Linked DNA regions of Homo sapiens: all the other regions are linked to region 1. The links are chromatin contacts, found by Hi-C or POLR2A ChIA-PET in ENCODE. All regions are on one chromosome and are shown on one strand. The core of a region is the stretch at or near the end of the contact, and the rest is flanking DNA. Distances in the headings are between cores, read along the strand shown.

Region 1 (2,700 bases), core at 32-2,531:
AAAGATTGCACCACTGCACTCCAGCCTGGGCGACAGAGCAAGACTCCGTCTCAAAAAAAAGAACTTTTAGAAGGAGAATGGAGTGAAGGGATGGATGCATGGATGGACAAATAGATAAACAGAAAAACGGATGATGAATAGAGAGGTGGGTGGATAAATGGAGGGATGGATGGATGAATAAATGAATGTATGTGGTGAATAGACAAATTTCCTACTGGATTTTCAAGCAGCCATCACACCTCCAAATGCCATATGTAAACACTGTGGATGTTGTATTCTCTGTAAAAAGGCTAACATTCTATCTATGGAATTTCACACAATTTCAATGAAGAGATTGGATGAATGAAGTCAAAGAATTCATGTTATTAGAGCAAATGCCAGAACATAAGGGACTTACCTTTGAAGGCGTCAGAGACAAACTTTTCAGCAGATCCCCCTATCTACCCAAGAATTAATTGAACTGCAGAGTTAAAAGGCCAGACCATATATTTTAAATTATACTTAGTAATTTAATGACCTGTATCTGAAAAGTAGCAAAAGAAGATGCGTATTGTGAAAATTATAACATATTGATCTACTTACATATATGTGTGTGTATACACGTGTGTGTGTGTGCATGTGTGATGGAAACAAAGAGACAGAGACAGAAGGATAAGCAGAGACAGAGAGAAGAGAGACCCCAACAGTACAAATGTGTATAAAATTATTTTCAAACCTTCAGTTAATCTTTTGACCAATTGCCTTCTTCTGTATCTTCTATTTTTTTTTTTTTTTTTTTTTTTTTTTGGCCTAGATACACTATAAACATGCTGCATCTGGTTGTGGGCAGTATCTCTGGAGTATCATTAGTGCTTGGAAATAATATATTTTTTAAAAATTATATCCTAAGAATCTATATATCATATCAGCTAGATTTTCAAAGGTCATATTTTCCATATTTACTTAGAAAGGCATTCTGTTGCCCAGTGACAAAGCTTCAGACTCCTCCTGAGTGCTCTACAGTGAAAAATGAATTCGTTGTTGCCTCTCCAACAAATCAGCCCTCCTTTTTAAGACTCAATGTTAACCCACTCAAAGATTCTTATTTCGATTGGGACATTGAGCCTGAAATCCCCCGTCAGGTGGTAAAAAAAAGAAAAAAGCCAAATCATCAAACACGAAGTCAAAAAGCCTCTGCCTTTTATTCACAGAGAAGCCCGCAGGACACATTTAGAATAAGCTAAAAGGTGAGTGGAGTTTGGCTCACAGGTCTCTGGGGTCTGCTTCTGGGAAGAAAGAGAAGTGAAACAATAGAAGTAACCTCTAAACTTGCAGCCTGACTTGGTGATTTTTTGAAAAAATGGACCTCTTTATGATTTTACTAAGAAAATTCAACCTGAAGTGCATGGGGCCATATTATAAGTTTCTAGGGAACACTGCCCAAAATAAAATTAACTTTTGATTCATTTTTTGTTATATAAATACACATATGCTATGCTAATCTACACATGTTAATTACCCACTAAAATAAACTTTATATTTGATAGGGTGAATATTGATAAAAACAAGAATGGTTGGATTCATGTCATGATTTGGGGTTTTTTAAGAATAATTTCAACTACAAGATTTAAAAACCTGTTTTCTAATCTACATGGGAAAAAGAAGAGCTGACTTACTCATTATCATCAATTCTAGCTTTCCATAGAAAATAAAATTAACCTTTTTTGTGATATAAAAAAGTGCAAACTTTTCTAGTCTACATGTGTTAATTACACACTAAAATAAACTTTGATTTGATAGGATTGATATTGATGAAAACAACAATAGTTGGAGTCATGTCAGACTTTGGGGTTTTTTAAGAATAATTTCAATTAGAAGATTTAAAAACATGTTTTCTAATCTACATGGGAAAAGGAAGAGCCAACTTACTCATTATAATCATCAATTCTAGCTTTTCATAGAAAATTTGTACACTGGGGTTTTTCTAGAGAGTCCATGGCAAGTTCAGATCTTTCTCAGAAGAAAAGACAATGCTAACCAGGCATGGGTTTCTGGGCCCAGACACTGAACTGAGCACTCACTGGTGTTACCCAATACCCAGGAAGAAATATACCCAAGAAGAGAAACTATCTAAGTACATGAAAGAGGCCTAGTCATTTAACAAGTTCCAGAATGAACTCCGTCCCACTTTGACACAGTTTCCTACAGCTAATCAAGTAATACTGATGGTCTCACTTAGAGTCATTGATACTTGCTGTGGCTATTTCTCATGCACCACCTCATTATTCTTCACCATAACCCTATGAGTTAGGTGCTATTATCCCCATTTTACAGATGAGGAGACCAAAGTTGCTGCTGGGGGACGACTTGCCCAAGGTCACACAGGGAGTAAGCGGCTCCATCAGAGATACATACCCAATTCTACTGGACTCCAACTCATTGCTAAGAATTCTGAATCTCTATATTTTATTGCCTCTCTATTTCTACCAAAGTCACTTCCTTTACAAAAACAACAAACACTTTGGGAGGCCAAAGCAGAATGAGACTCCTGGCTTGAGGCTGGCAGTTTGAGACCAGGCACAGGCAGCAAAGCAAGATCCACTATCTCTACAAAAAATTTTAAAATTAAAAAATATGTATTTGGCCAGGTTCAGTGGCTCACACCTGTAATCCTAGCACTTTGGGAAGCTAAGGCGGGCAGATCACCTGAGGTCAGGAGTT
Region 2 (2,700 bases), core at 64-2,563, 1.1 Mb before region 1:
TATTCATAATTATAAGTAATATGTGTAAACTATCGTTTGGGTTATCAAATTAGTTACTGTCTGTTGACTTTCTGTTCTGATAAATGAGGGTTTAGGGCCCTTTCCCTCTGCTTCTGCTCCCCCCATCCTTTCAATACAGTTATAATTTTTCATTGTATTACTATTTGATATTTATATTATGTCCAATCAATTATTTGCAGCTGAGCATACTAGTTACTATGACTATCTTTATGTTTCCAGTGGACTTTTTGTTTTTCCTGAAGTTAATACTTGCCTCGTTTTTATGTTTGCTTTATTTTCTTTGTGGCTGTTGCAGCACTGTGCTCATAACTGTTTAACAACTGCCAAGCTCCTATTTGAATTGTTTGCAGTTGTTTATGTTTTTGATTTCAAGTACCAGTGTGAGGTTACTGAGCAAGGAGTTGGGAGAAGATGCACATGGTTGGTTGGTCTGAGTTGGCTCTAGCATACCTCTGAGCTATTACTAACTTTCCCACATCTGCTTATAGCCCACATTGGGATTGTAGAGCAAGTTCTTCTCTTCTTCTGTTATTTTTTAAAAAATAATTTGCTCTGAAAAAGGACATATTTGTTCTGATTCTCAGGTTGAATCTCTTTTTTTGAACTTGTGAAAATTTTAATAGGCCTTGAGACTTCTCTGTGTATACTCGTACTTACAGAAGGAAGTCATTTTAGAGTTGAGGTGGATTCTGTGAGAGGTATACAGGGCCCTGTCCAGATTTGGGGGTTTTGGCTAGGGAAGAAAGGCAAAAGTTACCCATTCCCTGGTGGCATTTTGCTAAAGGAGGGATGAGGCATTGGCGAGAGGAATGGGGGCGTCTAATGGTGAAACTATGACGATCTCATGCCAGGTGTGTTCTTGCTAGGCTGACTGTCAGGTTTCTTTTTGAGTCTGGTTCTTTGACCTCATGGTCAGCTGGGGCCCTGCTTCCCTTCCCTAACTGGTATGACTACCTGTGTTTGGCTCTTCAGCAATGCCTGGCACCTTGCTTGCCAAGCAAGGTCTAGGGTAGCATATGTTGGCCTGTTGCTGGTGGAACCTTTTCATAGAGTTGAAAATTGGCTGCCTCTGGAAGCTGGGGCCTTGGCTTTGTCTCTAGGCCCTGATCCTCTGGCCCTGGGAAGTATTTGAGTCAGGTCAGCATTCCAGTTTCCTGCAGAAACTGGTGAGTGAGCCACCCTGTAGGCATCTCCAGGTTGACTGGGACAGTGCCATGATGACAAGTGTTAGAATCCCCCATGGCAATGCCCTGTTCTGGCTAACGTGCCATTGCCTTAAGTGTAGACTGGAGGAGCTGTGCGCTTCTTTCCCTTGCCCACAGTTGGCACTACTCTGAGCTTAGCAGCATTTCGAGGTCATTCTAGGGGTCTCATTTACTTTCTGGCCCAAGAGCTTTTCCTGCTCTTGCATTGGTTCCCGGCCAAGATCATACAATCCCTGTTCTGAATTTCCGGTTCATTGACAGCCTTCCCCTGACTCCCTTCACTGTTCAGAGCTGAAACATACTTTTTCTTTCTCTTTTAAAAATTTCCTTCACGCCAGGCGCGGTGGCTCACGCATGTAATCCCAGCACTTTGGGAGGCCAAGGTGGGCGGATTACTTGAGGTCAGGAGTTCGGGACCAGCCTGGCCAACATGGCAAAACCCTGTCTCTTCTAAAAATACAAAAATTAGCTGGGCGAAGTGGCACGTGCCTATAATTCCAGCTACTCGGGAGGCTAAGGCACGAGAATCGCTTGAATCCGGGAGGTGGAGGTTGCAGTGAGCTGAGATCACACCACTGCAGTCCAGTCTGGGCAACAGAATGAGACTCTGTCTCAAATAATAATAATAATAATAATAAAATAAAAATTATTATGGTCTGACAGTTGAGACTCCGCCAGCTCGGAATGCCCCCTTCTGATTGCTGGCCACCGTGTTGGTTTAATGGAAGGGTTGATGAAATTAGTAGTAGTTCAAAGCATAGCAGAGAAAGTTGTGGAAACACTTAGTTTCTTTTCAAAGTAAGGATGGAGAGGAAATTTGAAGGAGGAACTAATTGTTATTGTGTGTGGTGGTCTAGGCTTGCATCTTTGCATAACGTTTCTGGTTGTGAACTGAAGTTTAAGCTTCTGTAGAACAGTGTTTTCTCAAAGCCATGTCTCTAGACCTCCTGCAATGGAATTCTGAGCAAGGAGTGGCTGTTAAAAATGCAGGGTCTATTGAATTAGAATAGAATATCCAGAGGGACCTGGGAAATGGCATTTTATATCAGCACCTGCTGCCCTTGGTGATTCTGTGCCTGCTCAAATTTGAGAACCACTACTCAGGATCATTTGTTCTTGTTTTGGGCTGCTATTCCCCACAAAGTTTTGCTTAGTTATTTTTCTTTGGTTTTGCTTAAATTGCTCTCTGATGTAAAAATTGGTAAACTGCCCCTGCCAACCCTTCTAAATTTATTTCTGCCTGTTTTGCTTTAAACTCCAGGCTAATAATTATTAAATTTTAGGAGTTGCCTTTCATTTTTGGATTTCTAACTCTGAATTTTTAATTTTTCCCACAGAGCTGAGAAAACAGAAGTCCTTAGTGAAGATCTATTACAGGTAACAAAATATAGTCTCCTTTAAATGATCTGTTTAAAGGATGGAAAAAAATTCCTATGTGAGAATTGAGGCCTGTGGGCTTTTTTTTTTTTTTTTT
Region 3 (2,700 bases), core at 186-2,685, 1.2 Mb before region 1:
TCGTGCCACTACACTCCAGACTCTGTCTCAAAAAAAGAAAAAAAAAAGAAAAAAAAAACTAAGACACAATCACATACATTATCCTAGGCCTACACAGAGTCAGCACCATCAATATCACTCTCCACCACCTCTACATCTTGTTCCCCTGGAAGGTCTCCAGGGGCAATAACATGAATGGAGCTGACATCTCCCAAGATAATGATTTCTTCTTCTGGAATATTTCCTGAAGGACCTGCCTGAGGGCTTTTACAGTTAACTTTTTGTTAATAAGTAGTTGCTCTGGGTGAGTCAGCAAGTTGTTATTCTAAAATAACAATAAAAAGTACAGCATAGTAAATACATAAACCGTTAACACAGTTTTTTATCATGATCAAGTTTCATGTATTGTACATAATTGTATGTGTTACACTTTTATAGGACAGGCTGCACGGTAGGTTTGTTTACACCAGCATCCACATAAGCTCATGAGTGATGTACCGTGCTAAGACATTAGGACAGCTACGTCACTAGGTGATAAGATAATAGAGCTGAAAAATTCCCGTGGGACCGCCACCACCATATATGCGGGCAGCTGTTACCCGAAGGCATCACTGTACATGTATTTGAGATTGCAAAATTCAACTATGTTCAGCATTAAAATCTCAGATTTAGAATTTCAACTGCATGCTGCTTGTGGTCTGTAAGATATGGCACTACCTCCAACTTTAATTCTATTGTTCTTTTATACCTTTTAGTTTCATTTTTAGTTTCTATTTCCTGTTGGTTTTATTATTGGTTTATAAACGGAAGGCAGGAAGCAAAATCTTTTTTTTTTTTTTTTTTTTTTGAGACAGACTCTCATTCTGTCGCCCAGGCTGGAGTGCAGTGGCATGATCTTGGCTCACTGCAACCTCCATCTCCGGGGTTCAACTGATGCTCGTGCCTCAGCCTCCCGAGTAGCTGGGATTACAGGCACCCACCACCATGCCCGGCTAATTTTTGTACTTTTAGTAGAGACGGGTTTTCACCGTGTTGCCCAGGCTGGTCACAAACTCCTGGCCTCAAGTGATCCGCCCGCCTCAGCCTCCCAAAGTGCTGGGATTACAGGCATGAGTCACCACGCCTGGCCAGGAAGCAAAGTCTTAAGGGCAAAAGACGCTGTACTGAAACAGAGCTAGGCTTCGTCTCCCTTCCTCCTTTCAGGGCTGTTGCTAGTATACAGCTAATGTGCCAGGACTTAAATAGTAGCTGGGATTACAGGCACCCACCACCATGCCCGGCTAATTTTTGTATTTTTAGTAAAGACGGGGTTTCACCGTGTTGCCCAGGCTGGTCACGAACTCCCGACCTCAAGTGATCCGCCCGCCTCAGCCTCTCAAAGTGCTGGGATTACAGGCATGAGTCACCACGCCTGGCCAGGAAGCAGTCTTAAGGGCAAAAGACGCTGTACTGAAACAGAGCTAGGCTTCGTCTCCCTTCCTCCTTTCAGGTCTGTGGCTAGTATATAGTTAATGTGCCAGGACTTAAATGCTGAGTCACCTAAAAAGCTGAGCCTCAATCCTCAATAACCAGGAAGACTCATATAGGCTGCAATTCCCTTCCAGAGGAGACTGCCCGTGTTGCCTTTTGCTTTCATCTAATGTCTCTTTACTTTACAAAGAATAATATGATCTAAAATCTGTCTCTGTTGTAAGCAGTCACTGAATATTGGGCAAAGCATAAATGGCAAAGGGAGCAACATTCACACGAAGGTAAAAGAAATGGGGAAACCCAATCAGAAAATTCTCTTGGATCAATGTTCTGTATCTAACTCAACAAAAAGCCAGTAAATACAGAATATCATGCAAGATGCCACAGACCTGAGTAATACCAAAGTACTTTGGGAAAAGAATAAAACCCTTACCACGTATTGCAAATATTATATGGTTTGCCTGTACATTTTCTTAATGTATTTATTTTTCCTTTGTAGTAAGTGCATTTTGTGTTCTACTCACAAAATATCTGCCCACCCCATGGTTGCAAAGATATTCTCCCATGTTTTCATGTGTAAGATTTACGATTCTAGCTTTTATGTTTAGGTTTATGAACAATTACCAACTAATTTGTGTGTATGGCATGAGATGGGGTGAAGGTTAATTTCTTTCCTCATGTGAATATCCAGTTGATCTAGAATTATTCATTAAAAATAATTTCCTGGCTGGGCAGTGGCTCACACCTACAATCCCAATACTTTGGGAGGCTGAGGTGTGAGTACTGCTTGAGCCCAGGAGTTCGAGACCAACCTGGGCAACACAGTGAGACCCTGTCTCTACAAACAAAAAACAACAAAACATTAGCTGGACATGGAAGTACACACCTGCATTCCCAGCTACTTGGGAGGCTGAGGTGGGAGGATCACTTGAGCTCAGGAGGCTGGGGCTGCAGTGAGCCATGATCATACCACTGCATTCCATCTTGGGCGACAGAGGAAGACCCTCTCTTAAAAAAAAAAAAAAGAAATTAAATGACTTTCCTTCCTTCCACCAGAAAATTGACTTACTCGCTCTGGGCAAAAATCAACTGACAGTACGTATGCAGGTCTATTTCTGGACTCAGTTTCACTGATATATTTGTCTATTGTGATGTCAAGACCAATGTTTTGATTAGTGTAGCTTTATAGTAAGTCTTAAAATTAAGTGGTATAAAAAATTAGCAGTTTAAGTTCTCCAACTTTGCTCTTTT

The links. A loop is a pair of places that touch in the nucleus more often than their neighbours do. ChIA-PET counts read pairs that join two places held with the same protein, here RNA polymerase II (POLR2A). Pooled maps may share reads with other maps.
Region 2: a map with no recorded cell type shows a loop between it and region 1 (6-fold over the local background). The contact joins two enhancer-like sites. A Hi-C loop is called at or near these places in 3 of 37 single-sample maps with no recorded cell type and 2 of 50 pooled maps. POLR2A ChIA-PET finds 5 or more read pairs at or near these places in 1 of 52 experiments (OCI-LY7).
Region 3: a map with no recorded cell type shows a loop between it and region 1 (4-fold over the local background). The contact joins two enhancer-like sites. A Hi-C loop is called at or near these places in 2 of 37 single-sample maps with no recorded cell type and 3 of 50 pooled maps.

The regions. Positions count from the first base shown.
Region 1 is chr16:23,841,877-23,844,576 of GRCh38, reverse strand. The region is part of intron 2 of PRKCB (protein kinase C beta); the gene reads right to left. Among named protein-coding and RNA genes, the nearest start is that of PRKCB, 7.2 kb to the right of the region's middle. RefSeq lists an enhancer at 2,360-2,409. Within about 2 kb of position 1,281, at least 3 of the 41 ENCODE cell types and tissues checked have a DNase peak (open chromatin) inside an H3K27ac peak, as active enhancers do; they include OCI-LY7, where a contact is called at or near this core.
Region 2 is chr16:24,978,869-24,981,568 of GRCh38, reverse strand. It overlaps ARHGAP17 (Rho GTPase activating protein 17), which reads left to right. Exons shown (of 20, transcript NM_001006634.3): 2 at 2,564-2,603. Among named protein-coding and RNA genes, the nearest start is that of ARHGAP17, 35 kb to the left of the region's middle. Within about 2 kb of position 1,313, at least 12 of the 41 ENCODE cell types and tissues checked have a DNase peak (open chromatin) inside an H3K27ac peak, as active enhancers do; they include OCI-LY7, where a contact is called at or near this core.
Region 3 is chr16:25,047,511-25,050,210 of GRCh38, reverse strand. No RefSeq gene overlaps it. Among named protein-coding and RNA genes, the nearest start is that of LINC02175, 18 kb to the left of the region's middle. RefSeq lists a silencer at 389-683. Within about 2 kb of position 1,435, at least 41 of the 41 ENCODE cell types and tissues checked have a DNase peak (open chromatin) inside an H3K27ac peak, as active enhancers do.